2 separate regions of the Homo sapiens genome follow, and region 1 is linked to region 2. The links are chromatin loops, found by intact Hi-C in ENCODE. Cell type or tissue: Caco-2. All regions are shown on one strand. Each heading gives the region's core, and the rest is flanking DNA. Links, peaks and the distances in the headings are about the cores only.

Region 1 (15,765 bases), core at 8,371-12,370, 120 kb before region 2:
ATGTGTTTTCAAACACTAAAGAACAGTCAATGCAGGACTATGATCCCCAAGAAAATGAAAGCAAACAAAGCGAGTCTCTTAGAACCAGAGACCATTTTCTGGCTAAGCTCATGTGGAAGGGGAACACAGATCCTAGCAGTACAAGTTAAGAAAATAGAGATCAGAGTTTGAAAAGTTTGAGGCAACTGGAATATGTGGAGGCTGAGTTCACTATTACGGAACTAAAGAGAAAAAGCCTCTCCAGAAATCTGCAAAGTAGTTTCCACTGAGTACTACACTTATATACGGGGTGATACTGCATAAGATTGGGCAAAGAACAACTGGAAAGTTATAAGAGATCATACAAGTAGCCAGACATTTGCATTCCAAACAGCCAGAGTAGAAAATCCTCATAGATCACCAGGATATTCAGTGAATTCAAAGAAATCACAAATTTGGGATCATAGGGGTGAAGTTCCCTAGAGTAAAAGCTATTCTGCCACCATGCAATGACAATTTTGTACTCTTTGTAGAGACAGAGTTTTGCCATGTTACCTAGGCTAGGCTCGAATTCGTGGGCTCAAGCGACCTGTCCGCCTCGGCCTCCCAAAGTGCTGGAGTTACAGGCATGAGCCAAGGTACCTGGCCAAAACCCAATATTCTTTACAAAAGACCACAAAGCCCAGAGCCCAACATCATCACATTTACAATATCCAGTAGCAAATCAAAACTTACTAGACAAAGAAGCACAGTGGCTCACACCTGTAATCTCAGCACTTTGGAAGGCCAAGGCAGGAGGATAACTTGAGGCCAAAAACCAACCTAGCCTTGGCAACATTGTGAGACCCGCATCTCTACAAAAATAAAATAAATATTTTTTTAATTAAACAATAAAAAAATAAAGAGGCCAGGTGCGGTGGATCACTTTGAGGTCACGAGTTCGAGACCACCCTGGCCAACATGGTAAAACCTTGTCTCTACTAAAAATACAAAACTTAGCTGAGCATGGTGGTGTGCACCTGTAATTCCAGCTACTTGGGAGGCTGAGGCAGGAGAATTGCTTGAACCCGGGAGGCAGAGGTTGCAGTGAGCCGAGATCACGCCACTGCACTCTAGCCTGGGTGACAAAGCGAGACCCTGTCTCAAAAAAGAAAAAATTAGAAAGAAGGCCAAATAATTTTCAGATACATAAAATCTGAGAGAATTATCTGGCTTGCCTTTTCTTTTTTTTCTTTTTTTTTTTTTTTTTAATAAAAATAGAGATGGGTCGGCCAGGCGTGGTGGCTCATGCCTGTAATCCCAGCACTTTGGGAGGCCAAGGCGGGCGGATCACGAGGTCAGGAGATCGAGACCATCCTGGCTAACACGGTAAAACCCTGTCTCTGCTAAAAATACAAAAAATTAGCCGGGCATTGTGGCGGGCGCCTGTAGTCCCAGCTACTCGGGAGGCTGAGGTAGGAGAATGGCTTGAATCCGGGAGGCAGAGCTAGCAGTGAGCTGAGATCACGACAGAGCGAGACTCCATCTCAAAAAAAAAAAAAAATAGAGACTGGGTCTCACCTCACCATGTTGCCCAGACTGGTCTCGAACTCCTGGGCTCAAGTAATTCTCCTACCTGAGCCTCCCCAAAGTGCTGGGATTACAGGCATGAGGCATCATGCCCAGCCGACCATTTCAACGTATTTTGAAGAGCGTAAGTGTGTAATGATGAAGTACAACTTACCAATTATTTGTTCTTTTACAGTATAACCTTTTGAAGTTTAATTTACAAAATCTTTCCCAAGTCCAAGGTCACTAAGATTTTCTCTTTTCCTCTAGAAGTGTCATAATTTTAGTGTATACATTTTAGTCTATGGTTCATTTTGTTAATTTTTGTATATGGGACCCTAACCATGTATATATATAATGTATATATATAATGCTATATATATACATGGGTAGTAAGGGTTGAGACTAAGGGAGACTCAATCTCAAAAAACAAAACAAAAAAAGAAATGATACAAATATATATATATGTGGTAAGGGTTGAGGTTTAATTATTTTGCATATGCTATTGGCTTGTTCATTTTTTGAAAAGATCATCCTTTCTTGGTGGTCTTAGCACTTTTGTTGAAAATCAATTGGCCATATGTGTAGTGGGTCATTCATCTATCTTTACACTATTGTCACACTTTCTTGATTACCAAAGTTTTATAAAAGAGTTGAAATTGATGTATATCCTTCTACGCTGCTCCTTTTCCAGGTTGCTTTGGCTATTACATTTATATACAAATGTTAGACTCTCCTTGTTTTTTTTTTTTTTGAGATGGAGTTCTGTTCTGTCAACCAGACTGGAGTGCAATGGCACGATCCGATCTCGGCTCACTGCAACCTCTGCCTCCCAGGTTCAAGCAATTCTCCTGTCTCACCCTCCCAAGTAGCTGGGATTACAGGTGTGTGCCACCACGCCCAGCTAATTTTTTTTTTCTTTTTTTGAGATGGAGTCTTGCTCTGTCGCCCAGGCTGGAGTACAGTGGCGCGATCTCAGCTCACTGCAACCTCCGCCTCCCAGGTTCAAGTGATTCTCCTGCCTCAGCCTCCGGAGTAGCTGGGACGACAGCCAAGTGCTACCATGCCTGGCTCATTTTTGTATTTTTTGTAGAGATGGGGTTTCACAATGTTGGCCAGGCTGGTTTCGAACTTCTGATCTCAGGTGATCTCCCTGCCTCGGCCTCCCAAAGTGCTGGGATTACAGGCATGAGCCACTGCACTCAGCCTAGAATCTCCTTGTCAATTTCTACAAAAAGACTGCTGGGATCTTGGTTGGGATTGCTGTAACCTATTTCTTGAGAGAGAGAGTTCCAGAAAATAAACTCGGATAATATTTTTGTTTTGTTTTTCCTTAAATCCCCCAGTAATTCTGACGATTAAACAGATTTGGGTAACACATACACACTCTCTCTTTCACCACCCTCGGGATTCTACAATTATTAACTCATATACCACCATTTTTTTCAAAAATATTACTACCCTGTTATTAACACACAGTAAGCATTCACTAAATATTAGAAATAAATCTTGCTGGGAACCACTAGACACAGAAAAGGTATATTTAAATTTGCAGTCTAAGGCAAGAGTTACCAATGAATACAGAAATTGGTGGGTTAAATTTACTGAGGAACAGCATATTTACACAGTCTGGAATTATGTCCCTACAAATTACTTATTACAAAAGGAAAAAGAGGCCAGGAGCAGTGACTCACGCCTGTAATACCGACAGTTTGGGAGGCCGAGGTGGGTGGATCACCTAGGTCAGAAGTTCGAGACTGGCCTGGCCAATATGATGAAACCCTGTCTCTACTAAAAATTCAAAAATTAGCTGGGCGTGGTGGTACGTGCCTGTAATCCCAGCTACGCCGGAGGCTGAGGCATGAGAGTCGCTTTAACCCAGAAGGTGGAGGGGGCGGTGAGCCGAGATCATGCCATTGCACTCCAGCCTCAGCAACAGAGCAAGATACCGTCTCAAAAAAAAAAAAAAAGGAAAAGAGCAACTTTACAACTTTACAGTAGAGAAACCTGGAAGAGAAAAACTTAAGCAAGTGATCCAAGTTATCATAACCAACAGGGTAAACAGACACAAATGTGCCTCCAAGAAGGAACATTATGCACCTAGAAGAGCATAGTATCACCTCTATAGGACTTTTGCTAAAACACATAAGCTGAATTTAATCACAAAGAAACATGACACAAAGTTAGGCTCTTTGTTCAAATTAACTGTTCTATTCTCTTCATAAACACCAAAGCTATGAAAATAAAAGGAAGGCTGACAGACTGCTGTAGGTTCTCAGGACAAACTATCGCAGGTTCTCAGGAATATGATAAGCAATGTAATGTGTGCTCCTGGATTTCATTGTGGACCAGAAAAAAAAATTACTATGAAGGACATTAAAGACAATGGCAAAATCTAAATATGTCTCCAGAGAATATATTAGTGTTACATAAATATTAAATTTTCTGATTAGTACGATTTTGATAATTATACTACAACTATGTCCTGGCTTTTTTCTGGTGAAATATTTAGGTTAAAAGGTAAAACTCTGTATTCACCTTACCATCAATTTTTTTTTTTTTAAGATGGAGTCTCAGGCCGGGTGCGGTGGCTCACGCCTGTAATCCCAGCACTCTGGGAGGCAGAGGCGGGCGGATCACGAGGTCAGGAGATCGAGACCATCCTGGCTAGCATGGTGAAACCCTGTCTCTATTAAAAGTACAAAAAATTAGCCAGGCATGGTGGCAGGCGTCTGCAGTCCCAGCTACTGGGGAGGCTGAGGCAGGAGAATGGCGTGAACCCAGGAGGCGGAGCTGGCAGTGAGCCGAGATCGCGCCACTGCACTCCAGCCTGGGTGACAGAGCGAGACTCTGTCTCAAAAAAAAAAAAGCTGGAGTCTCACTCTGTCGCCCAGGCTGGAATGCGGTGGTGCGATCTCGGCTCACTGCAACCTCAGCCTTTGGGAGGTCAGGGCAGGCAGATTACCTGAGGTCAGGAGTTTGAGACCAGCCTGACCAACATGGAGAAACCCCGTCTCTACTAAAAATACAAAATTAGCCAGGGAGGTGAAGGTTGCAGTGAGCTGAGATCACAACATTGCACTCCAGCCTGGACAACAAGAGCGAAACTCCATCTCAAAAAAAAAGTACACACACACACACACACACACACACACACACAAACAGATACATGTGTCTGAAAAAATGTTAAAGGAAATGGGGCAAAATGTTAATAACTAGTGAATTTGGATAGAGAGTATTCTGATATTCTTTAACTATATTTGCAACATTTCTATATGTTTAAAATTGTTGATCAAAATGTTTTAAAAGAAAATTGACCAATTTAAAAAATATACAGAATTATTTCATATTGTCATTATCCTGTCAAAAACCATCAAAAATTGAAACTAGATTTTCCTCAAAAAAAAAAAAAAAACTCTTCCTGATACCTCTATAATTAAGACCACTCACTTTTTCTGGTTTTGATTCCTCTTCATTCTCATCATCAGAGGAAGGACCTGCCAACGTTGACACTTTGCTAATTACACCAAGTCTGGCTAGCTGATCCAAAAATATATCACCACCTTTATCTACTAAATCCCTTATGATCTGCAAAGCCAGCAAGTGGCCATCATCATCATCCTGAAAAATAAAAAATAAAAATAAGTTTAGTTGCCAGGAGTAGAGAAATGCAGTAATTTGCACAACATGATTTACTGAAATTAAAACAAAAATTTTATTTCAGACTACTAGCTAAAGGAAATTAATGCTAAAGAGTTTTGAAAAAGAAACGGACCTCTTGATCCAGGACAGTTGCAGTGATTTCCACTAGTATTGTAGGCAAATTGTGACCAACATCAGAATCACAAACTTCTTTTAACAGTGCTTCAGAGCAAAAATGAATCATTTTTCGAATTAGAGCAAGACTTGCTTTCCTTGAAAAGTAAAAATAGAATTATATGAAGCCAAATGAAGTTAAAATAAATCAAAATGCATGCATTAATGAACAGTAAAATATCCAATGTTACATTTTATACACTCTGCTAAAAAAATACACTTAATAAAAAAATACAAAAAATTGGGACTCAGCACTATATGTTCATTTTTGAAATAATTCCATTTATTTTCTATTATAAATATATTGAGCTCACCAAAAATGACTTATAATTTTCTTAAATGCACTTTTCTATTCTATATTCTACACTTTACTAGCATGAATGTTAACATGTCATGATAATTTTAGAAAATCAAGTAAAAAGTACTACAACTACTAAGAAAATAAATGGGGCCCAGTGCAGCGGCTCACGCGTGTAATCCCTGCATTTTGGGAGGCTGAGGGAGGCGGATCGCTTGAGGTCAGGAGTTCAAGACTAGCTTGGCCAACATGGAGAAACCCCGTCTCTACTAAAAATACAAAAACTAGCTAGACGTGGTGGCAGGCACCTGTAATCTCAGCTACTCAGGAGCCTGAGGCGGAATAATCACTTGAACCTAGGAGATGGTGCCACTGTACTCCATCCTGGGAGACTGAAGGAGACTCCATCTCAAAACACAAAATAAAATTAAAAAAAGAAAAGAAATGATACAAATTATACCTAAAATTTCCTATAATCCAAAATACAATGCTCTAAGAACTTAAGATACTAGGTAATTTATATGAAAAACAAAATTTTGATTTAATTTGTCCTTCATCAAATTTAAAATCCACGTTCACTGCAACTATGGACTCATATAAATGAAAATAAGAGATCCTAATAATCCCATGCCCCCAAAATATTCCCATCATTAACAAATTAGTATGCCTCCTTTCCCTTTTATTCACTTACTGCTTTGCTTAGACCGTAGCAGACACTCAATAAAGTCACATAAATTAACCTCAATTTTTTTTTTTTTTTTTTTTTTTTGGAGACAGAGTCTCGCTCTGTTGTCTCGGCTGGAGTGTAGTGGCACAATCTCGGCTCACTGCAACCTCCGCCTCCCGGGTTCACGCCATTCTCCTGCCTCAGCCTCCCGAGTAGCTGGGACTACAGGCGCACACCGCCACGCTCAGCTTTTTGTATTTTTTGTATTTTTAGTAAAGATGGGGTTTCACTGTGTTAGCCAAGATGGTCTTGATCTCCTGACCTCGTGATCCGCCTGCCTCTGCCTCCCAGAGTGCTGGGATTACAGGCGTGAGCCACCACGCCCGGCCAAATTAACCTCAACTTTATAACATGTAACCTGATCTTTTAAAATAAAAAACACATATTCACATACATTTAAATGATAATAAACTACTAATAAGATGAGGCTTGGCTGGGTGAGGTGGTTCACACCTGTAATCCCAGCACTTTGGGAGGCTGAGGCAGGTGGATCACCTGAGGTCAGGAGTTCGAGACCAGCCTGACCAATATGGTGAAACCCCGTCTCTACTAAAAATACAAAAATTAGCCGGGCATGGTGGTGGGCATCTGTAGTCCCAGCTACTCAGGAGGCTGAGACAGAAGAATTGCTTGAACCCTAGAGGCAGAGGTTGCAGCAGGCCAAGATCGTGCCACTGCACTCCAGCCTGGACGACAGAGCCAGACTCTGTCTTAAACAAAAACAAACAAACAAAAAAAAGGCTTGTCTATTATGTAAGAGCCAATAATCAATTCATTTAACAAATATTTTCTAAGTATCTAACAATGTTCTAGGCACTAAGCTGCAGATATCATTACCCTTGAGGTGAATGATAGAAGGATAAAGAGGCAAAATTTTCAACTGATGTCCTAGAGAGGCATGTGACACAGCTGTATTTCTACAGCATAGGGTCTCTACATATTTTATAACTCTCTCTAGCTGAAGTTATAACATTATATTTCTTTAATGAAGGAATATGCTTTATTACAAATTCAAGTACAGTACAGAAAATGATAGGTGGACAGAGGACAAACTGTTCTAACAGGATTGGTTCTTTCCAGTTTTTGTTTTGTTGTTTTTAATTTAATTTAATTTATTTATTTTTTTTGGGACAGAGACTCGCTCTGTCACCCAGGCTGGAGTGCAGTGGTGTGATCTCGGCTCACTGCAACCTCCACCTCCTGGGTTCAAGTGATTCTCCTGTCTCAGTCTCCAGAGTAGTTGTGATTACAGGTGTGCACCACCACACCCAGCTAATTTTTGTAGTTTTAGTAGAGACGGAGTTTCATCATGTTGGCCAGGCTGATCTTGAACTCCTGACCTCAGGTGATCTGCCTGCCTCAGCCTCCAAAGCGCTGGGATTACAGGCGTGAGCCACCGCACCTGGCCATAATTTTTTTTTTTTTTTTGAGACAGGGTCTTGCTCTGTCCCCCAGGCTGGAGTGCGTGGCAGGATTTTGACTCACTGCAACCTCCGACTCCCAGGTTCAAGTGATTCTCGTGCCTCAGCCTCCCAAATAGCTCGGACTACAGGCTCCTGCCACCGTGCCCAGCTAATTTTTCTATTTTTTGTAGAGACAGGGTTTTACCACGTTGCCCAGGCTGGTCTCGAAATCCTGTGCTCAGGAGATCCACCCTACTCGGCCTCCCGAAGTGCTGGGATTACAGCCATGAGTCACTGTGCCTGGCGCCGGTTTTTATTACTGGCCCCAGTTTTTATTTATATTCCACTGTAAATACCAGAATTTAACTATTAGTTTTATATCATGACTTATTTCAATTAACAATGTATTAGAATGTTTATATGTTATTTATCTATCTCTCTCTCGTATACTGAGCCATCATGAGCAGTAACCTTTTTATGTACTTTAAAAACATAATTCATTTAACCCACACAACAAAACCTATGAGGTGGGTTTTATTATCTCAAATTTACAAGTGAAGATACTGAGCGATAGTTAAGTCAGTCTACTAAGATCACCAAGCTAATAAATTACAGAGCCTGTATTCAAATTCTATCTCTTAATTAGATGATACATAATACTCACAACATAAAATTTTCCTGTTTAACACTATTATATAAATTTTGAACATTTAGTTTACAGTCTTTTCTATTAAAAATAGCACTATTTATTTTTGTGTAAACAGTTTCTTCATATTCCTTCAGTACAGAGGGATTCTTGGATCTAACAGCCTAAACACTTTCATTAAGTATTGAATGTGTATGAGTACTGCATTCATATTGGCAAACTGATTCAAAAAAGGTTGTTAACACCTTAAATTATCACTAAATATGAATATCTACAATATTCCTTTTTACTTAAAAAAAATTCTCATTTTTTAAGTTTCTTAACTGTCTAATAGGTAAAAATGATACCAAATTTTACTTATTTCTAAAATGTTTTGCTTTTTACTAGTAAGGAAATACTTTTTTTTTTTGAGACAGCATCTCACTTTGTCATCTAGACTGGAGTGCAGCAGCACAATCTCAGCTCACTGCAGCCTCGACCGCCCAGGCTCAAACAATCCTCCCACCTCAGCCTCTCGAGTAGCCAGGACTACAGGTATGCGCCACCATACTCAGCTAATTTTTGTGTGTTTTGTAGAGACAGGGTTTCACTAGTTGCCCAGGCTGGTCTCAAACTCCTGGACTCAAGCAATCCTCCCACCTCAGCCTCCCAAAGTGCTGGGATTACATGCATGAGCTAACACACCCAGCTAGGAAATACATTTTTCCATATTAATTTTTTGCCGTGTTTCCTCTTGAACACTGTGCCTTAATTTCATTGACTAATTTACTCAAATGGCTCTGAAATTTTTACGATCAATTTGTAAATACCCTTTGTATATAATAAAGACAGTATCCCTTTGTCATATTTGCTAACAAATACCCACCTGCTGGCAAATTTTTTTAGATTAAAAGTTTCTATTCTGAGACATTTGTGGCTGCAGGTAATATTGTTTCTGTTATGTAGTAGTTTTATGTTTTTTACATAAAATAAATTTAAAAGGACACATTTGGCTAATGCAAATAGGTTTCTAAAGTAAGCCAGGCATAGTGGCTCACGCCTGTAATCCCGCAGTTTGGGAGGTCAAGGCAGGGGAACTGCTTAAGCCCGGGAGTTCAAGACCAGCCTTGGGCAGCAAAGCAAAACTATCTCTAAAAATAAAAATTAGCTGGACCTGGTGGTGTGTGCCTGCAGTTCTAGCTACTCAAGAGGCTGAGGCAAGAGGATACACTGTGCCATGGAATTCAAGGTTGCAGTGAGCTGTGATCATACTATGCACTCCAGTCTGGGTGACACAGCAACACCCCGTCTCAAAAAAAAAGAAAAAAAAAAAGAAAAAAAAGAAAGAAAGAAAGGAAAAAGAAAAACAAAAAGCCAGGCTGGGTGTGGTGGATCACGCCTGTAATCCCAGCACTTTGGGAGGCCAAGGCAGGCAGATCACCCGAGATGAGGAGTTCGAGACCAGCCCAGCCAACATGGCAAAACCCCATTTTTACTAAAAACACAAAAAAATTAGCCGGGCATGGTGGTGTGTGCCTGTAATCCCAGCTACTCAGGAGCTGAGATGGCGCCACTTCACTCCAGCCTGTGCAACAGAGCAGGACTCTGTCTCAAAAAAAAAAAGAAAAAGAAAAAGCCATTCTTCCTATCAAGGTCTGATAAACATTCAAGTATATTTTCTTTTGCTCAGAGGTTCTGGAGGGGCTCACACCTGTAATTCCAACACTTTGGGAGGCTGAGAAGGGTGGATCACATGAGGCCAGGAGTTCAAGACCAGCCTGGCCAATATGGTGAAACCCTGTCTCTACTAACAAAATACAAAAATTAGCTGGGCATGGTGGTGCATGTCCTTAATCCCAGCTCCTCGGGAGGCTGAGGCACGAGAATCGCTTGAACCTGGGAGTCAGAGGTTTGCAGTGAGCCAAGATCATGCTACTGCACTCCAACCTGAGTGACAGAGCAAGACTGTCTCAAAAAAAAAAAAAAAAGTTTTGGAGGATAGGGAAAAAAAGTATCTTATCTTTTTGTTTTCCTAATATTTTAGTTTTTAAGTCTTAGAATTTGTTTAGATTTAAAATATAAGATAAAAGATTAGGGTGATTTTTAAAATCAAACTACAAAGCAGATACTCCAGTACCACTTAATAAATAGTACCCCCTCCCCTGAATGATCTGAGAAACATCCATTATAATACATTCAATACCTATATATAACTGGCTCTATTGGGGGGACTATTTTATTCCATTGATTTACACACTACTCTGCTAGTTATCATAAAAATTTCATTGCTAAAGGGTTACACTAACATTTCAGATTTTTCTTTAATAATCTCACCTATTTATTCTTCCAGATGAACTTTGGGATCTGTCAAGTTCTAAAACAAATTCTGTAGTTATTTCCTTTAGAACTGCATAACCTACAAATTAATTTTAGAAGAATTTATGTCTTTAGATTATTTAATGTTTTCACCCAAGAACAATTTCCCACTATATCCCACCAAGTCTACTTTTTTCTCTCAAATTGTTTTAAAAAAAAAATTGGGCCAGTCGCAGTGGCTCACACCTGTAAACCTAGCACTTTGGGAGGATCACTAGAGCTTAAGAGTTCAAGACCAGTCTGGGCAACATAGTAAGACCTTGTTTACACACAAAAAAATAAAAAAATTAGTCAGGTGTGGTGGTGCTCGCCTGTAGTATCAGCAACTTGGGAGGCTAGAGAACTGCTTGAGCCCAGGAGGCTGAGGCTGCAGTGAGCTGAGATCACGCCACTGCACTCCAGCCTGAGCAGCAGGGTAAGATCCTGACACACACACACACACACGCACACACACACACACGCACACATGCGCACACACACACACGGAAAGCAAGAAAAGAAAACCAGACCACACACGGTGGCTCACGCCTGTAAACCCAACACTTTGGGAGGCTGACGTCGGAAGATCGCTTGAGCCCAGGAGTTTGAGACCAGTCTGGGCAACACAGCAAGACTTCATCTCTACAAAAAAAAAAAAACTATTTTAATTAGCCAGGTGTTTAGCCAGGCATGGTGGCATGCATCTGTAGTCTCAGCTACTTGGGAGACTAAGGTGAGAGGATCACTTGAGCCTGGGAGGCAGAGCCTGCAGTGAGCCAAGATTGTGCCACTGCACTCTAGCCTAGGTGACAGAGTGAGCCCCTTTCCTCCCCCAAAGAATTAGCTGGGCGTGGTGGTGCACAACTGTGGTCGCAAGTGGTTGGGAGGCTGAGTTGGGAAAATCCCTTGAGCCCAGGAGTTTGAAGTTGCCGTAAGCTATGAGCACTCCACTATACTCCAGCCTGTGCGACAGTGAGACCCTGTAGCTAAAACCTTTTTTTTTAATTTTTAAAGGGCCAGGCGCAGTGGCTCACTCCTGTAATCCCAGCACTTTAGGAGGCAGAGGCAGGCGGATCACTTGAGGTCAGGAGTTTAAGGCCAGGCTGGCCAACATGGCAAAACCCCGTCTCTACTAAAACTACAAAAATTAGCCGGGCATGGTGGTGCGTGCCTGTAATCCCTGTAAACCCCTGGGAGGCTGAGGCAGGATAATCACTTGAACCCAGGAGGCGGAGGCTGCAGTAAGCCAAGATCACGCCACTTCACTGCAGCCTGGGTGACAGAGCAAGACTCTGTCTCAAAAAAAAAATTTTTTTTTCAAAAGGTCCTCATAAAGATCTAGTTTGCTGCAAAGGAGACTCAATCTTTGTCCAGTTATTTATACTAACTCCTAAGATGTTTACTTATCAGACCTGTTCAAAATTCTATGTAGCTTTCTTCTAAAACAAAGTGGAGAAGTACTCAGTCTAATTATCTTACAGAGAAAATAACCAGGCTTTTACAAACTACTCCACCACTGATACTACCAATCTCTGTTTTGAAGCCTTCACTGATCTGCTGTCTGCCTTTTATTTCCTGAACAGATACTGTGCACAGGCCTACACAGGTAATAGCTAATGTCAATATACATGGACACTCTTAACTGTCTGAATCAGTGTTATGTTTACTTATCTGATAAAACTTCAAAAAAACTGGTAAAATATCAGGTTGTAACCAATCCACCTTGTTTTTTCGAGACAGGGTCACATTATGTTGCCTAAGCTGGTCTCAAGCGATCCTACTACCTCAGCTTCCCAAGTAGCTGGGACCAGAAACGTGCCACCGTGTGCTCCCCCTTGTTTTTAATAATGCTAAATAATTCCAAAAAATAAACTATCACTTTTCAAATACCTCTAACATTGTAGACACTATGCTACACACATATTTAATTTTTATTCTCACTCCTAAAGAGGATTAAGTATAACTATCCTCACCTTGGAGACGAGCCAATTGATTAAGAGGTTATGTGCTTTGCCCATGGCCAAACATATAGGAAAGTGCAATGAGTTGATTCCAGAGTATGAGTTCTTAAACTAAGACATATATTATTTTCCTAGCTACAATTAAATGTGTCTGCTAATAACTACCTGGGAAAATTTAGCATCAAATTTTCTAACACTAATATCTCCAAACATTTAAAATGATAAAAGAAAATAACCATCCAATAAGGGAACTCTGTTACATGGTAGCATACTTTATAATTTTCTGATGGCCTTATCATGAAGCACTTATACTCCAGAATGATTCTTGCACTGGCATAACAGATGGTCCTCTAAAATTTTCAGACCAAATTATCTTGTTCAAAACTGAACTTGCTCATTTAAGATGATTCAAGTCTTGTGTAATTAAAAAAAAAAAAAAAAGTGACCCCACTAACACCTACACCTCTGTAGCTATTTGGGGAAGAATTAAAAACCAAGCTATTAAATGTTCACAGTGAATTATTTTGCGGCCAGTTCTCTCCTATTTAAAGCAGACTGCTTGTATTTTAATGTCAGCTCATAATACTGGTATTTGAGGTACTTGAATCTTATAAAACTGCCTGCTCTACAGACCTCCTGAACTGAAAACGACCAAAATCAGATTCCTACTCAGCCAAAAACCTGCAGTCATCTTTCACCCTTTCTTCCTTCAATCCACCATCTAACTGGTCACCAATCCCTATACAACCCATCTGCCAAACTCTTAAATTTGTTCTCACTAATCCAGTTGCCCTGAAGTTCCTATCTCAATCAACACTTGTCTGTTTCTATTCTCTCCTTCCTCCAGTTCTTCTCTCTGCCAGGGTGTCAAAGTGATCTTGATCAACAGAAATCCAGATGTGTCAAATTTTCCTTACAGGTCTTTAATAATCCTTCTTAAATGTGAGGTAGAGTCCACGCTCTTTCACATGGCCTACAAAAGCCATCATAGGTTATAAAAAGCTCCTCTCTACTTTCTTAACATTATTCTCGGAGCTTTCCAAATGTATCCTGTACTCCATTAATATTGAAATACTTGCAACTGCTAACAAAACACACTCATTCAATCATTCAGTAAATATCTACTGAGGACCTAAGGATCAGGCCCTATTCTGTATCTCCTTGCCTTTGTAGGAATATAGCAGTACATAAGACCAGCTCTCGTGGTGCTTACTTTAAAGAGACAAGACAATAAAACAAACAAAACCCCCCAAAAACCAGTATTTCAGAGAGTGAAACCTTTTTTTTTTTAGATGGAGTCTTGCTCTGTTGCCTAGGCTGGAATGCAGTGGCGCAATCTTGGCTCACTGCAACCTCCGCCTCATGGGTTCAAGCAATTCTCCTGACTCACCCTCCCGAGTAGCTGGGACTACAGCCAAGTGCTACCATACCCAGCTAATTTTTTTATTTTTCATAGAGACAGGGTTTCGCCACGTTAGCCAGGCTGGTCTCAAACTCCTGGCCTCAAGTGATCCACCTGCCTCGGCCTCCCAAAGTGCTGGGATAACAGGCGTGAGCCACCGCACCCAGCCAAGATAGCATAAGCTTTGTAAAGTCAGTAAAACATTATTGATATAAAAAGTGTAACGGGGTAAATTTAAATCAGGGAGACAGACTTCAATGGATGTAACATTTGAACTGAGAGGTGAATGGTATGAAGCAAACACCCATTCAGAAGATCTAGGGACAGAAAGTTTCAAGCAGATGACAAACAAGTACAAAAGCCCTAAGGCAAGGATGTACTTGGAGGGTTCCACAACAGAAAGAAGGCTAGCGTAAGTGTAATGGGCCAAATGTTAGGTAGTACTCTGTTGGAGAGCTGGGTTGGGATTATGTAAGAACTTGCAAGCCTAAGGGTTAAGGAGCTGAGTTTTTGTTAAAGCCAATTAGAAGCTATGAAGGGTTCAAACTAGGCAGTCGTGTGATATAATTACGATTTAAAGATATAATTCTCAAGCCAAGTGCGGTAGCTCATGCCTGTAATTCCAGCACTTCAGGAAGCTGAGGCCAGAGGATTGCTTGAGCCCTGGAGTTAAAGACCAGCCTGGGCAAGATGGCCAGACCTCATCTCCACAAAAAAATGAAAACATTAGCTGGTGTGGTAGTGCATGCCTGTAGTCCTAGATACTCAGCAGGCTGAGGTGGGAGGATTCCTTGAGCCCAGGAGTTCAAGTATGCAGTAAGCTGTGATTGTGCCACTGCACTCCAGCCTGGACAAGAGAGCAAGACTTTGTCTCTAAAAAAAATTTTTAAAAAAATGTATATAATTCTCAGGACAGGTGCATGCAGAAGCTCACACTTACAATCCCAACACTTTGGGAGGCCAAAGCAGAAAAATCCCTTGAGGCTAAGAGTTCAAGACCAGCCTGGGCAACAGAGCAACACCATGTCTCTACAAAAAATTTAAGAATTAGCCAGGCAAGGCGGTATACATCTGTAGTCCTAGCTACTTGAGAGGCTGAGGTGGGGGATCGCTGGAGCCCAGGAGTTCAAGGTTACAGTGAGCTATGATTGTGCCACTACACTCCAACTTGGGTGACAGAGCAAGACCTGTCTCTAAAAATAAATATGGTCAGGTGTAGTGGCCCATGTCTGTAATCCCAGCACTTGGGAGGCTGAGGTGGGCGATCACTTGAGCCCAGGAGTTTGAGACCAGCCTGGGCAACGTGGTGCATCCCCATCTACACTAAAAGTACAATCTGGTCATGGTGGCATACTTGTAGTCTCAGCTATTCGGGAGGCTAAGGTGGGAGAATCACTGGAGCCCAGGAAGTCAAGGCTGCAGTGATCCAGCCACTGCACTCCAGCCCAGGTGACAGCGATACCCTGTCTCAAAAATTAGTTAATTAAAAATATATATACACGCACACATCTACATATATAATTCAGCCTAATATGTACAAACATTGTAAAGGAGCAAGAGAGAAAAAGCAGAATGATTAACTAAGGAGGCTACTGCAGTGGTCAAACCCTTTGGTAGTTTGGATCAGAGTACTGACTAGCAAAAGATGAAA
Region 2 (15,765 bases), core at 8,677-12,676:
AAGAATTCAGGACCCACCAAGCACAGGTACTCAGAAGGCTGTAAACATTGTGGCCCTCTTCCCTCCACCAGCAGAGGGCAGCCTCCCAATGTCACAGGAAGCAATGGTAGGGCCAAGCCAGCCCTGGAGCCAAGGGCCAGAGCTGGGCAAGGGCCTGTCCAAGCTGTTAACACACTGCTGTCCATCAGGCTGCAGATGGTGGGACTAAATGAGCTAATTAGCACGTTGTAACACTGCTTCTGGGGCTTCAGGGTTGTAGGCACCCTTGCCTGGGCACCACTGCATCCCCTTGGGATGTGGCAGGACACACCTCGTCCAGCTGCAAGCACTGCATGGAGCCCACTCCTGTGCTGAAGTTTGGAATGGCTGGTCAGATCCCATACTCACTCACACACACATCCTCTCCTGCCAGGGGCTGAGCATGTAGTCACAGCAGCAGCAGCAGGAGCCATGGGCTGGAGTGCAAGCCAGACATGGCCCGGTGGGCCAAGCAGATGGGATGTCTGCTGCTTCAAACCTGGCAAAGGGGCCAAGAAAAATCCTGCATTAGTAGCATGTATCAATGCTTCATTCATTTTTATGGCTGAGTAATATTCCACTGTTTGGATATAACACATTTTGTTAATACACTCATCAGTTGATGGACACTTGTGTTGTTTCCACTTTTTGGCTATTATAAATAATGCTGCTATAAATGTTCATGTACAAGTTTGTGTGTGAACATTTCAATTTTTTCATACCTAGGAGTGGAATTGCTGGATCATATCATAATTATGTTTAATTTCTTACCATTTAGAGACCTATTATACAGCATGGAGACTACAGTTAATGACAATATAGTGTACTAAAAAAATGCAAATAGAGTGTTCAGATGTCATGGTGCACACCTGTTGTCCCTGCTACTCAGGAGGCTGAGGTGGAAGGATTGCTTCAGCCCAGGGAGTTTGAGGCTGCAGTGAGCTATGATCATACCAGTGCACTACAGCCTGGGTAACAGAGCAAGACCTTGTCTGAAAAAAGAAAAAAGGTAAATGGAGAGGATGATAAGTGTTCTCACCACAAAAGTGATAATTATGTGAGGTAACACATTTGTTAATTAGCTAGATTTAACTATTCCACAATGTATATATACTTCAAAACATTGTGTTCTACACAATACATAAAATTTTCTCTGTTAATTAAAAAAAAATCAGCAATGTACAGAGGTTGTAATTTTTCTACATCCTCCCCAATTCTTTGTATTGTCTGTATTTTTTTTATCATAGCTATGAAAGGAAAATAAATCTTGGGGCCTCAAAATCACTAAGTTAAAGGGTAAAGTCAAGCTGGGAACTGCTTAGGGCAAACCTGCCTCCCATTCTATTCAAAATCACCTGCTCACTGAGATAAATGCATATCTGCTTGCCTCTTTGGAGAGGCCAATCAGAAACTCAAAAGAATGCAACCGTTTTTCTCTTATCTACCTATGACCTAGAAGCCCCCTCCCTGCTTCGAGTGGCCCCGCCTTTGCTTTGAGTTGTCCTCTTTTCCAGGCTGAACCAATGTTCATCTTACATATGCTGATTGATGTCTCATGTCTCCCTAAAATGATAAAACTAAACTGTGCTCTGACCACCTTGGGCACATGTCGTCCGGACCTCCTGAGGCTGTGTCATGGGTGTGTGCCCTCAACCTTGGCAAAATAAACTATCTAAATTAACTGAGGCCGGTCTCACATATGCCGGGTTCACATTTTGGTAACCACGAAGGGATTCTGAGTGGAGGTGCACCTGATCTTTGACGAAGTTCCTATCGGTGCTTGGTACCAGCATGACCTAACCTTATGGCTTAAACCAACAGGACAAATTGCTGAGGTTTGGGAGCACACCCTCCAGAGGACCCCTGATCTCCCAAAATTTGGTTGAGATCTAAAGTTTATTTTGCTGTACAACTCCCCCCAACACCTTTTTTTTTTTTTTTTTTTTGTTTTACTTGCTTCCAACAAGGAATGCAAGATTTCTTGCTGATGTTGGAAGGCAGGCTCCTTTATGGAGTTTGAGCTCGCTCCCAGCAGGGAAGACGAGTTCAAGTGTTTCCTGCTTCAAGGATGGTAGAGAGCAGTCTTCAGCCTGAGACTCATCCCTAGGTAAGTAGCTGAATTGTCTTGGCTAAAGTTTAACAACCAGCTGGTCTTAATTTCTCCTTACCATTAGAGCACTCAGTGACCAAGTCTACCTGACTTCCTCAAATCCAAGAGGGACTTCCAAAGCCTCTCTAATTTGGCTAAAATTCCTTGCAGCTACAAAAGAGGAAAAAAAAACAACCCATGTGTTTGGTTTCTGTGTTTGCTTCCTCCTTAAAAAATGAAATGTTCTTTCATTTACTTTTCTTCCGCCCTGTACCTCCTTCCCTCTTTGCCACCTGTAGTATCAGAAAATCTAGAGAAGGCTTCTAATAACTTGAACCCCTTTAAAGAATTCAGAACAAAGTCATCACTCATCCCTTTTGGGGTGTTCTGTTTTCCTTGTGGTGTTTCAAGAGTCCTGGGCAGATTCTTCTTAGGTCTAAAGCTCTGTTTTCCTGTATTACATGAGCTGACCTCTTTGGCTTTGCAGGTAACCAGAGATGACCTTGTACTGTGAGAGGATTTGACCCTGGCATGTGAAATGGCAGATGAGAGCTAGAAAGGTAAGGGTGGCTGAGCACAGTTTACAGGAAGTGGTCTTCGCTGTTGTTGTTGTTGTTTTTTGACACAGAGTTTCGCTCTTGTTGCCCAGGCTGGAATACAATGGCGTGATCTCAGCTCACTGCAACCTCTGCCTCCTGGATTCAAGCAATTTTCCTGCCTCAGTCTCCTGAGAAGCTGGGATTACAGACATGTGCCACCATGCCTGGCTAATTTTGTATTTTTAGTAGAGACAGGGTTTCTCCATGTTGGTCAGGCTGGTCTTGAACTCCTGACCTCAGGTGATCCTCCCACCTCAGCCTCCCAAAGTGATGGGATTACAGGCGTGAGCCACTGTGCCTGGCTGTTTTTTTTTTTTTTCCTCCTAGGAAGTCGTTGTTTAAGGATCCTAATTCTAGTTTGGAGATGCATTCTAAAGGATCTTCTCTATCCCAAAACTAATTTCGATTTGGCTTGTCTGTGAACAATTGCATGAGGAACTGAACTGTTGTTTTCATAGGTAAATGAGAAACTGAGTTTTCTCAGTTTGAAAGAGAAAGGCATTTTGCTCCTCCCAGACAAATGGTGCCCCTGGGTGACCGGGGGGCTCATGGGAGTGTCTGGGTGATTGACCCCCCAGATGATGTGTAGCAGCCCTACAGGGAAATCCCCAACAAAAATTAATTTTGAAAAAGGCAGCCGGGTGTGGTGGCTCACACCTGTAATCCCAGCGCTTTGGGAGGCCAAGGAGGGCGGATCACCTGAGGTCAGGAGTTTGAGACCAACCTGGCCAACATGGTGAAACCCTGTCTCTACTAAAAATACAAAAGTTAGCTGGGTGTGGTGGCAGGTACCTGTAATCCCAGCTACTCAGGAGGCTGAGGCAGGAGAATCACTTGAATGTGGGAGGTGGAGGTTGCAGTGAGCTGAGATCATGCCACTGCACTCCAGCATGGGTGACAGAGCAAGACTCTGCCTCAAAAAAAAAAAAAAAAAAAAAGAAAAAGAAAAAGCTTGTCCAGGAAATGCATATGAGGGCTGATCACCCAGTGTTTTGAGCTCTCTCAGAGGTCATAGAACTCTGGAGAGAGAAACTGAGATACATAAGAGGGTGGAAATGACTCAGTGGTGACACACTGTGGAGTCCTGCCCACAAGCAGTACACATCAATCTACCACTCAAAAACCTTAGGCTACAGCTCAGTTCCTCCTTTTAGGAAAATAAGTAGGAAACAAATCATCTAAGAATGAGGAGAAAACAAGGAGAATGGCCCCCTTTCAAGTAATCCATAGGTTTTATGGCACCTCTACTTGCCAGAGTTTATGTAAAATAGAACTAATATGGTCTTTGTGCATATTTACATTAAGGAAAAAGAGCTCTAAAATCTGTTTGGGAAAGGACTGTTAATGTCGTTTCAAAGCTAAACTATAAACTAGGTTCCTCCCAAAGTTAGTTTGGCCTATACCCAGGAATGAACAAGGACAGCTTGGAGGTTAGAAGCAAGATGAAGTCAATTAGGTCAGATCTTTTTCACTGTCTCAGTTATAATTTTGCAGTTCCATAGTTATGGTTCCATAACTTTAAATGATGACTATCACAGTTTTCATAAGTAATCTAGGTAAATAATGAAAATAAAATAATTAGGTAAATACAATGGGATAGTTGTAGACAAACTTGTCATAACTTAGAATCTAAAGTTATATTAAATTAAATAATATGGCTGGGCATGGTGGCTCATGCCTGTAATCCCAGCACTTTGGGAGGCTGAGGTGGGCGGTCAGGGGTTCAAGACCTGCTTGGCCAACATAGTGAAATCTTGTCTGTACTAAAAATAATAATAAAAAAAAATTAGCCAGGCATGATGGTGGGTGCCTGTAGTCCCAGCTACTTGGGAGGCTGAGACAGGAGAATTGTTTGAACCTGGGAGGCAGCGGTGGCAGTGAGCTGAGATTGCACCACTGCACTCCAGCCTGGGTGACAGAGGGAGACTCTGTCTCAAAATAATAATAATAAATAATAGGTATTTTATTATTTGGGTATTTTCCAATAAAATTATATTGTAGAAAAACATTCTTTCTGAAAAAATGTGTGTCCTTTTAAAAAGGTGAAAAAGTTTTGTCTGATTCAAAGCTTATTTAAAGGTTATATATAAAGCAAGGTAAAAAGGGGTTGGGCATGGTGGCTCACGCCTGTGATCCCAGAACTTTGGGAGGCTGAGGTGGGCAGATCACCTGAGGTCGGGAGTTCAAGACCAACCTGACTAACATGGAGAAACTCTGTCTCTATTAAAAATACAAAATTAGCTGGGCGTGATGGTGCATGCCTGTAATCCCAGCTACTCGGGAGGCTGGGGCAGGAGAATTGCTTGAACCTGGGAGGTGGAGGTTGTGGTGAGCCAAGATCATGCCATTTCACTCCAGCCTGGGCAACAAGAGCAAAACTCCATCTCAAAAAAAAAAAAAAAAAAAAAGCCAAGCTAAAAAGAATCATGAAATAAGAGAGATGTAAATAAAGTTATAAAAATAAGCCAGGCATGGTGGCTCACAACTGTAATACCAGAACCAGAACTTTGGGAGGCCGAGGCAGACGGGTCACCTGAGGTCAAGAGTTTCAGACCAGCCTGGCCAACATGGTGAAACCCCATCTCTACTAAAAATATGAAAATTAGCCAGGTGTGGTGGTGGACGACTGTAATCCCAAATACTTCGGAGGCTGAGGCAGGAAAATCACTTGAACCCAGGAGGTGGAGGTTGTAGTGTGTTGAGATTGTGCCACTGCACTCCAACCTGGATGACAGAATGAGACTCCATCTTGAAAAAAAAGGAAAAAAAAAAGTTATAAAAATAAAGAGGTTTTTTAGTTTTTTTTGGTAAGAAAACATAAAGAAAAATAATTTCATATGAGAAAGAATCTTGTGTGGCAAATTTAGTCCTAGAATAAAATGACTGTTTAAGAAAGAAGGATGTTCAGGACAAACCAGAAAGTCAAAGCATGTCATGAACAGTCTATGTAAGTCACAATAAGAAGATTTATTAAAAAAAACTTTTATATGATCAAGTTGTCTATAATTAAAGTGAAATTATAATGGTCTTTTCAGAGACTGGGCTTGATGTATAAAAAATCTTATACACTATATAATTGGTTACAACAATGAAATTTTCTTAAGGGATTGATTTACTCTTAATAAATTATGAGAGATTTTAATTTATTTTTTATTTTTATTTTTATTTACTTTTTTGAGACAGAGTCTCACACTGTCACTGAGGCTGGAGTGCAGTGGCACGATCTCGGCTCACTGCAAGCTCCGCCTGCCGGGTTCATGCCATTCTTCTGCCTCAGCCTCCGGAGTAGCTGGGACTACAGGCACCCACCACTACACCCAGCTAATTTTTTGTATTTTTAGTAGAGACGAGGTTTCGCTGTGTTAGCCAGGATGGTCTCGATCTCCTGATCTTATGATCTGCCCACTTTGGTCTCCCAAAGCGTTGGGATTACAGGCATGAGCCACTGTGCCCGGCCAAGAGATTTTAATTTTTTTTAACTCAACGTTCACCTTTATTGGATCTCACCATTTTCATTTTCTGTCCCCTTTTAACCCTTTTAAAGGGCGCAAAATAGTAACACTCTCCTTCAACTCATTTCCAGCTCATATAAGTTTATTTCCTTGAGTTGTGTTTGCTGTTGTGGCCTGATGATAACAATGTTTTTTCTTTCTTTCTTTTTCTTTCTTTCTTTCTTTCTTTCTTTCTTCCTTCCTTCCTTCCTTCCTTCCTTCCTTTCCTTCCTTCCTTCCTTCCTTCCTTCCTTCCTTCCTTCCTTCTTTCTTTCTTTCTTTCTTTCTTTTCTTTCGACAGAATTTTGTTCTTATAGCCCAAGGTGGAGTTCAATGGCACGATCTCAGCTCACTGCAACATCCGCCTCCTGGGTTCAAGCGATTCTCCTGCCTCAGCCTACTGAGTAGCTGGGACTACAGGCGCACGTCACCATGCCCAGCTAATTTTTGTATTTTTAGTAGAGACGGGGCTTCACCATGTTGACCAGGCTGGTCTTGAACTCCTGACCTCAGGCAATCCGCTTGCCTCCTGACCTCAGGCAATCCGCCTGCTTCAGCCTCCAAAAGTGCTGGGATTACAGGTGTGGGCCACCACACCCAGCCCTCGTATGTGCTTTTAAAGTCCTTGTGACAGTGAGTTACAAGGCTTTGACTCCTAGGTCTAAAAAGGACACCAAGTCCTGAGAAATCCTAAACTCTGACAGCAATTAAAGGCTCATCTTCAGGCCTGCTGGAAGATGCCAATCAAAATAAACTGCATTTCCTGTGACACAGGGTCAGAATTTAAAGCTATTCAACTCCACAAGGCCCAGGGACTATTGTGGAAGAGGTGGGTGTGTGACACTGTAAGGGCCAATTTTCAGGAATAAAATAAGTTCAGTTTCTCTATAAGTTAATCAATAATGTGAAAGGCACACTGATGCAAGACCAGCATATGGGCCCCTGTGTCAGATCAACAAGGTTTCTTGAAGCATTAAGTGACTCCTTAATAAAGGTTACAATGTTTATAAAAGGCTTATGGAAGTTATATCTTATGGTCAAGATTAAAATTTTATAGATTGTTTATAAAAATTAAGTCTCCTCAATGAATGAAGGTTTTCACTTTTTTTTTTAATCCCCGAGTTATCACTTTGGTCAAATGAATGAGTTATTTTACAATGAGTGTGATACCAAGTGTTTTAAACCTTTGATATTTGACAACCCAGAATCAAATTATAAATTATGTATTGGCCAGGTGCGATGGCTTATGCCTGTAATCCCAGCACTTTGGGAGGCCAAGGCAGTGAATCACCTGAGGTCAAGAGTTTGGGACCAGCCTGGCCAACATAGTGAAACCCCATCTTTACTAAAAATACAAAAATTAACTGGGTGTGTTGGCACATGCCTGTAGTCCCAGCTACTTGGGAGGCTGAGGCAGAAGAATTGCTTGAACCCAGGAGCCAGAGGTGGCAGTGAGCCACGATCGCACCACTGCACTCCAGCCTGGGTGACAGAGGGAGACTTTGTCTCAAAAAAAAAAAAAAAAAAAAAAAAAAAATATATATATATATATATATATATATATATATACACACACACACACATATATATGTGTGTGTGTGTGTTATGTCTTTTTCTGACCTAATTAATCCTTTAAGATATTAGGTTCCCTAAAGTCCAAAAATGACATAATTTGTCTTATTTGGTATAAAAATTATACAGGAAGCACTGTCAAATATGAAATGGTGTTTGGTTTTCTTTGGGCTGTATTTGTATAAATATGTTATTGGTATGTGTTCCAAAATTATGGGAAACTCCTATAATTCTGATATGACTTAGTATACATTATCAGTGATAATTGTAATCATTATGTTAAATTATTGTCTGCCACAGAGGCAAAAAATTTCCTTGTCAGTTGTGTTTTTTACTATGGCTGCCCTAAAACTTTTTGTCATCCACAGACAATTGTTTTCTTGGTTTGGTCCTCTTTATAAGGTGGCTTTATAATCAATAAAACTCTAACAAGTGCTAACAGGTGCTCTTTTTTTTTTTTTTTTTTTTGAGACAGGCTGGAGTGCAATGGCACAATCTTGGCTCACTGCAACCTCCACCTCCCGGGTTCAAACAATTCTCCTGCCTCAGCCTCCTGAGTAGCTGGGATTACAGGTGCCCACCACCACACCTGGCTAATTTTTATATTTTTAGTAGAGACAGGGTTTCACCATGTTGGCTGGGCTGTTCTCAAACTCCTGACCTCAGGTGATCCACCCACCTCGGCCTCCCCAAAGTGCTGAGATTACAGGCATGAGCCACTGTACCCAGCCTAAAAGGTGCTCTTGAATGCAGGTTTCTGATAACTTTGGAGACTGTGACATCAGAATTGAGGGAAAACTTTCAGGACTCATGGAGAGCTGAAATATTCATGAAAATGAAGTAGACCAGGAATTAACTGCATGGACTGAACTGATAGAGGACTGAAGTAGTCTTTTTGACACTTTGATTAAAACATTTCTGATCCTTTGTTTTGTTTTTTCAGAGTCAAGGAAACATTTCTTTTGAGCTATTGTCAACTTTTAACAAGGAAGTATACTCCTATGAACAAAATTTGGAGCATATTTGTTTCTTTCTACCTGATTTCTCCAGAATTTGGGAACTATTTGTGAGTATTCTTAACTTTTGGCAATATGGTTATTTGCATAAGTTCAATAAGAATCTGTGTTCATTTGTAGTAGGACACAATTGGAGAAACTGGTTATTTTATCAAGGCTTTGACTGAAATGGTGTACTTTCCTTTAAGGAATCAAACGACTAATAGAGCCAATAAAAACCCCTTGGGAAAAGTGGCCTCATACCTTTGTCTACACAGTCCATGTACCGGGTTCCTGACCAGTGAAACAATGTTCCATCGAAGCCAATTTAAAAGACTATGTAAAAAAATTATGGCTGGGCGTGGTGGCTCACGCCTGTAATCCTAGCACTTTGGGAGGCCAAGGTGGGTGGATCACTTGAGGTCGGGAGCTCGAGACCAGCCTGACCAACATGGAGAAACCCTGTCTCTACTAAAAATACAAAATTAGCCAGGTGTGGTGGTGCATGCCTGTAATCCCAGCTGCTCAGGAGGGTGAGGCAGGAGAACTGCTTGAATCTGGGAGGCAGAGGTTGTGGTGAGCCAAGTTTGCATCATTGCACTCTAGCCTGGGCAACAAGAGTGAAATTCCATCTCAAAAAAAAAAATATTCTTGCTGCACTGTATACAAATAATCAGGCCAAGTATAATAAAGCAAATCAGTCCCACTATGATTTGTCTTTAGCAAAAATGGGAAACTGGAGAGAGAAAATTTATGTTTCAAAAACTATAGTTCACCTGTTGTTAGATTCTAGTCTTGCCTAATGTTTTTCAATTTTTATTATTTTCTACAGTTTGGACTGATTTTTTTTTTTTTTTTTGGCTAGAAGTCTTCAAAATAATGTTTTCAATTTTTTTCATTCTTTTTTCCCCCATTTTTCCTAATTTGGAGTCACCAAAAATTAAGCTGTGCTTTCTTAAAGCCCTGTGAACTGAAGCTAGACAACTTAAACTTCAGAAGAAAATAACAGCAACCTATTTACATATATCAGCCACTTTCATACCTGCTACTGATGTATGAACTTCAGAGTAATGTGGCTTATATTGATTTTCCAGGATTCTTCTTTTGTTTCTTGTTGTTTTCCTCCCTTCCTCCTCTTACTTTCTCTTCATAGGACAGGAAACTTCACAACCTGCTAAAAATGAGCTTTCCTAATATCTCTGGACCTACCTGTCTAGGAATCAGATGAAGCCTGAAACCAGAGACTCATTTTCTTCTAAAATGCTTTCTCCAAAAGATTTTTTTAAAAGAGAAGGCGGAAATGTGAAAGGAAACTAAATCTTGGGGCCCCAAAATCACTAAGCTAAAGTGAAAAGTCAAGCTGGTGACTGTTTAGGGCAAACCTGCCTCGCATTCTATTCAAACTCACCCCTCTGTTCACTGAGATAGCCTCTCCAAAGGAGAGGCTAATCAGATAAATGCCTCCTTTGGAGAGGCTAATCAGGTAACTCAAAAGAATGCAAACATTTGTCTCTTATCTACCTATGACCTGGAATCCCCCTCCACACTTTGAGTTATCCCGCCTTTCTGAACCAATATTTATCTTACATATGTTGATTGATGTCTCATGTCTCCCTAAAATGTATAAAACCAAACTGTGCTCTGACCACCTTGGGCACATGTTGTCAGGACCTCCTGAGGTTGTGTCACCAGTGTGTATCCTCAACCTTGGCAAAATAAACTTTCTAAATTAACCGAGGCCTGTCTCAGATACTGGTGTTCACACAGCCATCCTGGTGGATGTGAAGTGGCATCTCATTGTGGTTTTGCATTTCCCTAATGATTAATGATGTTGAGCATCTTTTCATTTGCTTATTGAGCATCTATTATATTCCTTGAAGAAATGTCTATTTAAATCCTTTACCCATTTTTAAATTGGATTGTCTTTTCAGTATTGAGTTTTCTTTTCTTTTATTTTCTTTAAAATAGAGGCAGGGTCTCACCATGTTGCCGAGGCTGGTGTTGAATTCTTGGAGCTCAAGTGATCCTCCCGCCTCAGCCTCTTGGAGTTCTGGGATTACAGGCATGAGTCACCACCCCCGGCCTTCAGTGTTGAGTTTTAAGAGTTCTTGATATATTCTGGATATTAGACTTTTATTAGATATGTGATTTGCCAAGTTCTCCCTCTCATTCTGTGTGTTGCCTTTTCACTTTCTTGATGGTGTCTTTTGAAGTACAAAAGTTTTTAATTTTGAAGTCCAATTTATCTCCTTTTTCTCTGGTCACTTGTGCTTTATGTGTTATATCTAAGAAACCATTACCAAATCCAAGTCACGGAAATTTACGTCTATATTTTCTTCTAAGAGGTTTACAGTTTTAGCTTATATTTAGGTCTTTGATTCATTTTCGTGTAACTTTAGTATATGTGTGAGGTAAAGGTCCAATTTCATTTTTTTTGCATGTGCCTTTCCAGTTGTCTCAGCATGTAACTGACTTCTTGATAAGTAGCTTGGTTGAAATCTGCTTGAGCAAGTGAAAATAAATAATGTATTTGATGAATAAGAGCTACTGCTGTATTCATTGCAATGCTGAGTCTGGAATTCAGGAATTTGGGGCACTGTAGTGGGTAGAATGACGGCCCCTAAGGAGGTATGTCCGTGTTCCAGAACCTGTGAATGTGATTTAATTTGGAAAAGTAGGCTTTTGTAGGTATAATAATTAAGGAACTAGAGAGGAGATTATTTAGGGCCCATCCTGAATTATTCTGGTGGGCCCTAAATCCAATTAAAATTGTCCTTATGAGAGACACATAGAAGAGAGACAGATGGAGGAAACCTTGTGAAGATGGAGGCAGAGACTTGGAGTTATGGCGCTAGAAGCCAGGGAATACCTGGAACACTAGAAGCTAGAAGAGGCAAGAAAGAATTCTTCCCTAGGGCCTTTGAAGTGAGCCTAGGCCTTGATTTCAGACTTCTGGCCTCCAGAATGGGGAGAAAACAAAATTTTGATTGCATAAAGCCATTGGATTTATGGTAGTTTGTTACAGCAGTCCTAGGAAACTAAAACAGACACTTTTAAATGCTTATAGAAAAGATGATTATGGGCCAGGCATGGTGGCTCATGCCTAGCACTTTGGGAGGTGGAGGTGGCTAATCACTTCAGGTCAGGAGTTTGAGATCAGCCTGCCAACATGGTGAAACCCCTCTCTAAAAATACAAAATACAAAATTAGATGGGCATGGTAGTGCACGCCTGTAGTCCCAGCTACTCAGGAGGCTGAGGCAGGAGAATCACTTGAACCTGGGAGGTGGAGGTTGCAGTGAGCCGAGATGGTGCCACTGCACTCCAGCCTGGGCAACAAAGCGAGACTCAGTCCCCCGCCCCCCCCAAAAAATCCAGCCGTTCCTGAAGTCGTCACATGCCCTATCATACCTCAAAAGAAATTGCTTTGATTGGACGCGGCGTCTCACACCTGTAATCCCAGCACTTTGGGAGGCCGAGGCGGGCGAATCACCTGAGGTCAGGAGTTTGAGACCAGCCTGGCCAACATGGTGAAACGCCATCTCTACTAAAAATACAAAAATTAGCTGGGTGTGGTGGTGCATGCCTGTAATCCCAGGTACTCGGGAGGCTGAGGCAGGAGTATCACTTCAACCCAGGAGGCGGAGGTTGCAGTGAGCTGAGATCGTGCCACTGCACTCCAGCCTGGGCAACAGAGTGAGACTCCGTCTCAAAAAAAAAAAAAAAGAATTCATAACTACTCCATTATTCACACAATGAGATACGCTAAATAGGTTATCAAGAAAAAACAATGAAAACTTCCAATCTTTTAGAATAGAATGGGCTGGGCGAGGTGGCTTACACCTGTAATCCTAGCACTTTGGGAGGCCGAGGCCTGCAGATGGCTTGAGCCCAGGAGTTTGAGACCAGCCTGGGTAACACGGTGAACATTAGCCACCATGCCTGGCTAATTTTTATACTTTTAGTAGAGACAGTGTTTTGCCATGTTGGCCAGGGTGGTCTCAACTCCTGGTCTCAAGCAATCCACCCGCCTCAGCCTTCCAAAGTGCTGGCATTACAGGCATGAGCCACCATGCCCAGCCTATGGCTTCTTATTTGCTCAAAAAATACAGAATTCTTGAAATAGTAAGAATCATTTTTAAAATGTTTTTTTGAAATATGCTGTCTGCTTAAAGGGTGATATGTGCCCATCTCTACAAAAAATTAGCTAGACATGGTGATGCACGCCTGTAGTCCCAGCTACTCAGGAGGCTGAGGTGAGAGGATCACTTGAGCCTAGGGAGGTCAAGTCTGCAGTGAGCCATCATCATGCCACTGCACTCCAGCCTGGGCAACAGAGTGAGATCCTGTCTAAAAAAAAAAAAGAATTGTTCTAAATGGTTTAGGCATGTGCTTTCCTAGAGACAGGATCTAGGGTGATTTCTGGAAGTCCCAGTACTGTTAAGAATATAAATCTATCAACTAAGGGAACATATTCATTGTAGAAAATTCTACAAATTTTTTATACATCATTGAGAATCACAATGATCACACTATTATTGAAAAGAGAAAGCATCTGCAATGAAAACTGTAGCAAATGATGATAACTACAGCTGACTGCAGAATAGGAAGTGGAGAATAGGAACCACTTCTCATCTGATGTTGACTCACAATTGATCTGTTGACCACTGAAACAAAAGCATTTCCATAATTTAGAAAATCTATTTTTAAGGAGCTTTTGTGTTTAAACAAAGATCTAGATGATGTGTTTCTAGTACTTGACACCACTAGAGAGGGAAAGGATGTGGGAAGCCCAGTTACCCTGGCAATTCAGAGAGTGGTGAGCACTCCTCCAGCATTTGAATATAAAACAGAAGGCCCAAAACTTTCCCAAGAAAGCAGTAATTAACAGAGAAAACAGTGGGACTTATAGAGTTCATTGTTCAGCCGAGGCCATCAGTTTTGGTTGCACATGCACGTTTTCTTTCTGGGGCCACTTGTACTTCCTCCAATAATAGCACTAGCAAAGCTGCTTTTGCTGTGTCACCGGCATACTTTGCTGTTAAAAAATCTCATTTGTTTTGTTCTTTCTTGGAATATTTTATAAAGCAGTCTGCTATTTCTGACATGTGTGTGTGTTTCTGTGTCTTGTGTCTGTTTTTCTGCTTATAAAGTTTTTTGGCCTGTAGGTATTTTTCCAGGAAAAAGATTAAATTTTGATCCAATTAAGCAAAAACATTGTCAACAGCACTTTTTCATTGGCAGCAATGACCTCTTTTTTCATTTTTATGTTTTCATTTTTTTGACACAGTCTTGCTCTGTCTCCCAGTGGCGCGATCTCAGCTCACTGCAACCTCCACCTCCCAGGTTCAAGTGATGCTCCTGCCTCAGCCTCCTGAGTAGCTGGGACTACAGGCATGCACCACCTCGTCAGGTTAATTTTTGTATTTTTTTGTAGAGACAGAGTTTCACCATGTTGGCCAGGCTGGTCTTAAACTCTTGGCCTCAAGTAATCCACCCACCTCGGCCTCCCGAAGTGTTGGGATTACAGGCGTGAGCCACCGTGCCCAGCCTATGACTTCTTACTATCTCAAAAAATACAGAATACTTGGAATAGTAAGAATCATTTTAAAAATGTTAATTTTTTGAAATACACTCTCTACTTAAAGGATGATATGTGGACACAGGAATTTTCCTCAAGTAGACTGTGGAATTATAATTTTATAATGCCCCAGTTGATAGCGCAGGAGTCCTAACAAAAGAGAAAAACAATTAAAGGAAGCTACACTTTTCAATTTATGCAACCTGGATTGTATTTGTGGTCTATACTGGATATGTTCCAGTTCTATATCACAATACAAAATTTCCTCAAAGCTAACTAGCCCAGACATCAATTAAATAGGCTGGTAAACAGATAGGCCAACATGGGTATAATTCATTAATTGATCACTGCCAGCCAGCCAGCCGTTAGATAACTATATTTCTAGCAAACAGAGATAATTTCTCCTGAATAATTGAGGTCTTGCAAGAGTTAACAAATTAGGCTGGGTGTGGTGGCTCATGCCTGTGATCCCAGCACTTTCGGAGGCCTAGGCGGGTGGATCACTTGAGGTCAGCAGTTCGAGACCAGCCTGGCCAACATGGTGAAACCCCGTCTCTACTAAAAATACAAAAATTAGCTGGGCGTGGTGATGGGCACCTGTAACCCAGCTACTTGGAAGGCTGAGGCAGGAGAATTGCTTGAACCCAGGAGGCTGAGGTTGCAGTGAGCCAAGATTATACCACTGCACTCTAGCCTGGATGACAGCGTGAGATTCTGTCTCAAAAAAAAAGAAAAAAAAGAGCTAACAAATTATTTGTAAAGAGGAAAGTATATTCAATTGATGGAGAAGATGCAATATATATAATTACCTTGATTTTATAGTTATAAATAGTAATGGGCTCTGGAAAGATACATACACAAAATCATTAAACCACCAGAAATGACAGAATGCAAGGCAATCATTAAACTACCAGAACCGACAAGTTTTTTTTTTTTTTTTTTTTTGAGACCGAGTCTCACTCTGTTGCCTAGGCTGGAGTGCAGTGGTGCAATCTTAGCTCATTGCAACTTCCACCTCCTGGGTTCAAGCAATTCACCTGCCTCAGCCTCCCGAGTAGCTGGGATTACAGGTGTGGGCCACCACACATGGCTAATTTTTATTTTTTTAGTAGAAACAAGGTTTCACCATGTTGGCCAGGCTGGTCTCGAACTCCTGGCCTCAAGTGATTGGCCTGCCTCGGCCTCCCAAAATGCTGGCATTACAGGCGTAAGCCACCATGCCCGGCCAAAATGACAACATTTTAGTATTGTACTTTTTTTCAAGAATATACAGTTATTTCAAATATTTTCAATTTTGCATTAACATTATCATAGTTTAGTGGGTTTTTTAATAGTTCAGTAGTTTGAGGGCTGAATTTTTTCCCTCGTAATGAAAAATCTTATAATAAAGATAAAGGGAATTCTTTAGGATGCTGCAAAAA

The links. Peaks named below come from ENCODE experiments on the same cell type or tissue, not always from the same donor. Only the 100,000 strongest peaks of a DNase experiment are listed, where the experiment ranks them.
Region 1: it touches region 2 in a loop (2.4-fold over the local background); 1 of 110 quality-filtered maps calls a loop at or near these places.

Annotation. Positions count from the first base shown.
Region 1 is chr14:31,151,863-31,167,627 of GRCh38, forward strand. HECTD1 (HECT domain E3 ubiquitin protein ligase 1) reads right to left here. Exons shown (of 43, transcript NM_015382.4): 11 at 5,303-5,441; 12 at 4,978-5,148. Among named protein-coding and RNA genes, the nearest start is that of HECTD1, 48 kb to the right of the region's middle. RefSeq lists a silencer at 13,941-14,235. In Caco-2, for the core only: no CTCF peak of the experiment used is centred there; no DNase peak of the experiment used is centred there.
Region 2 is chr14:31,270,300-31,286,064 of GRCh38, forward strand. No RefSeq gene overlaps it. Among named protein-coding and RNA genes, the nearest start is that of HECTD1, 70 kb to the left of the region's middle. RefSeq lists enhancers at 1-178, 1-23. In Caco-2, for the core only: no CTCF peak of the experiment used is centred there; a DNase peak (open chromatin) is centred at 10,272.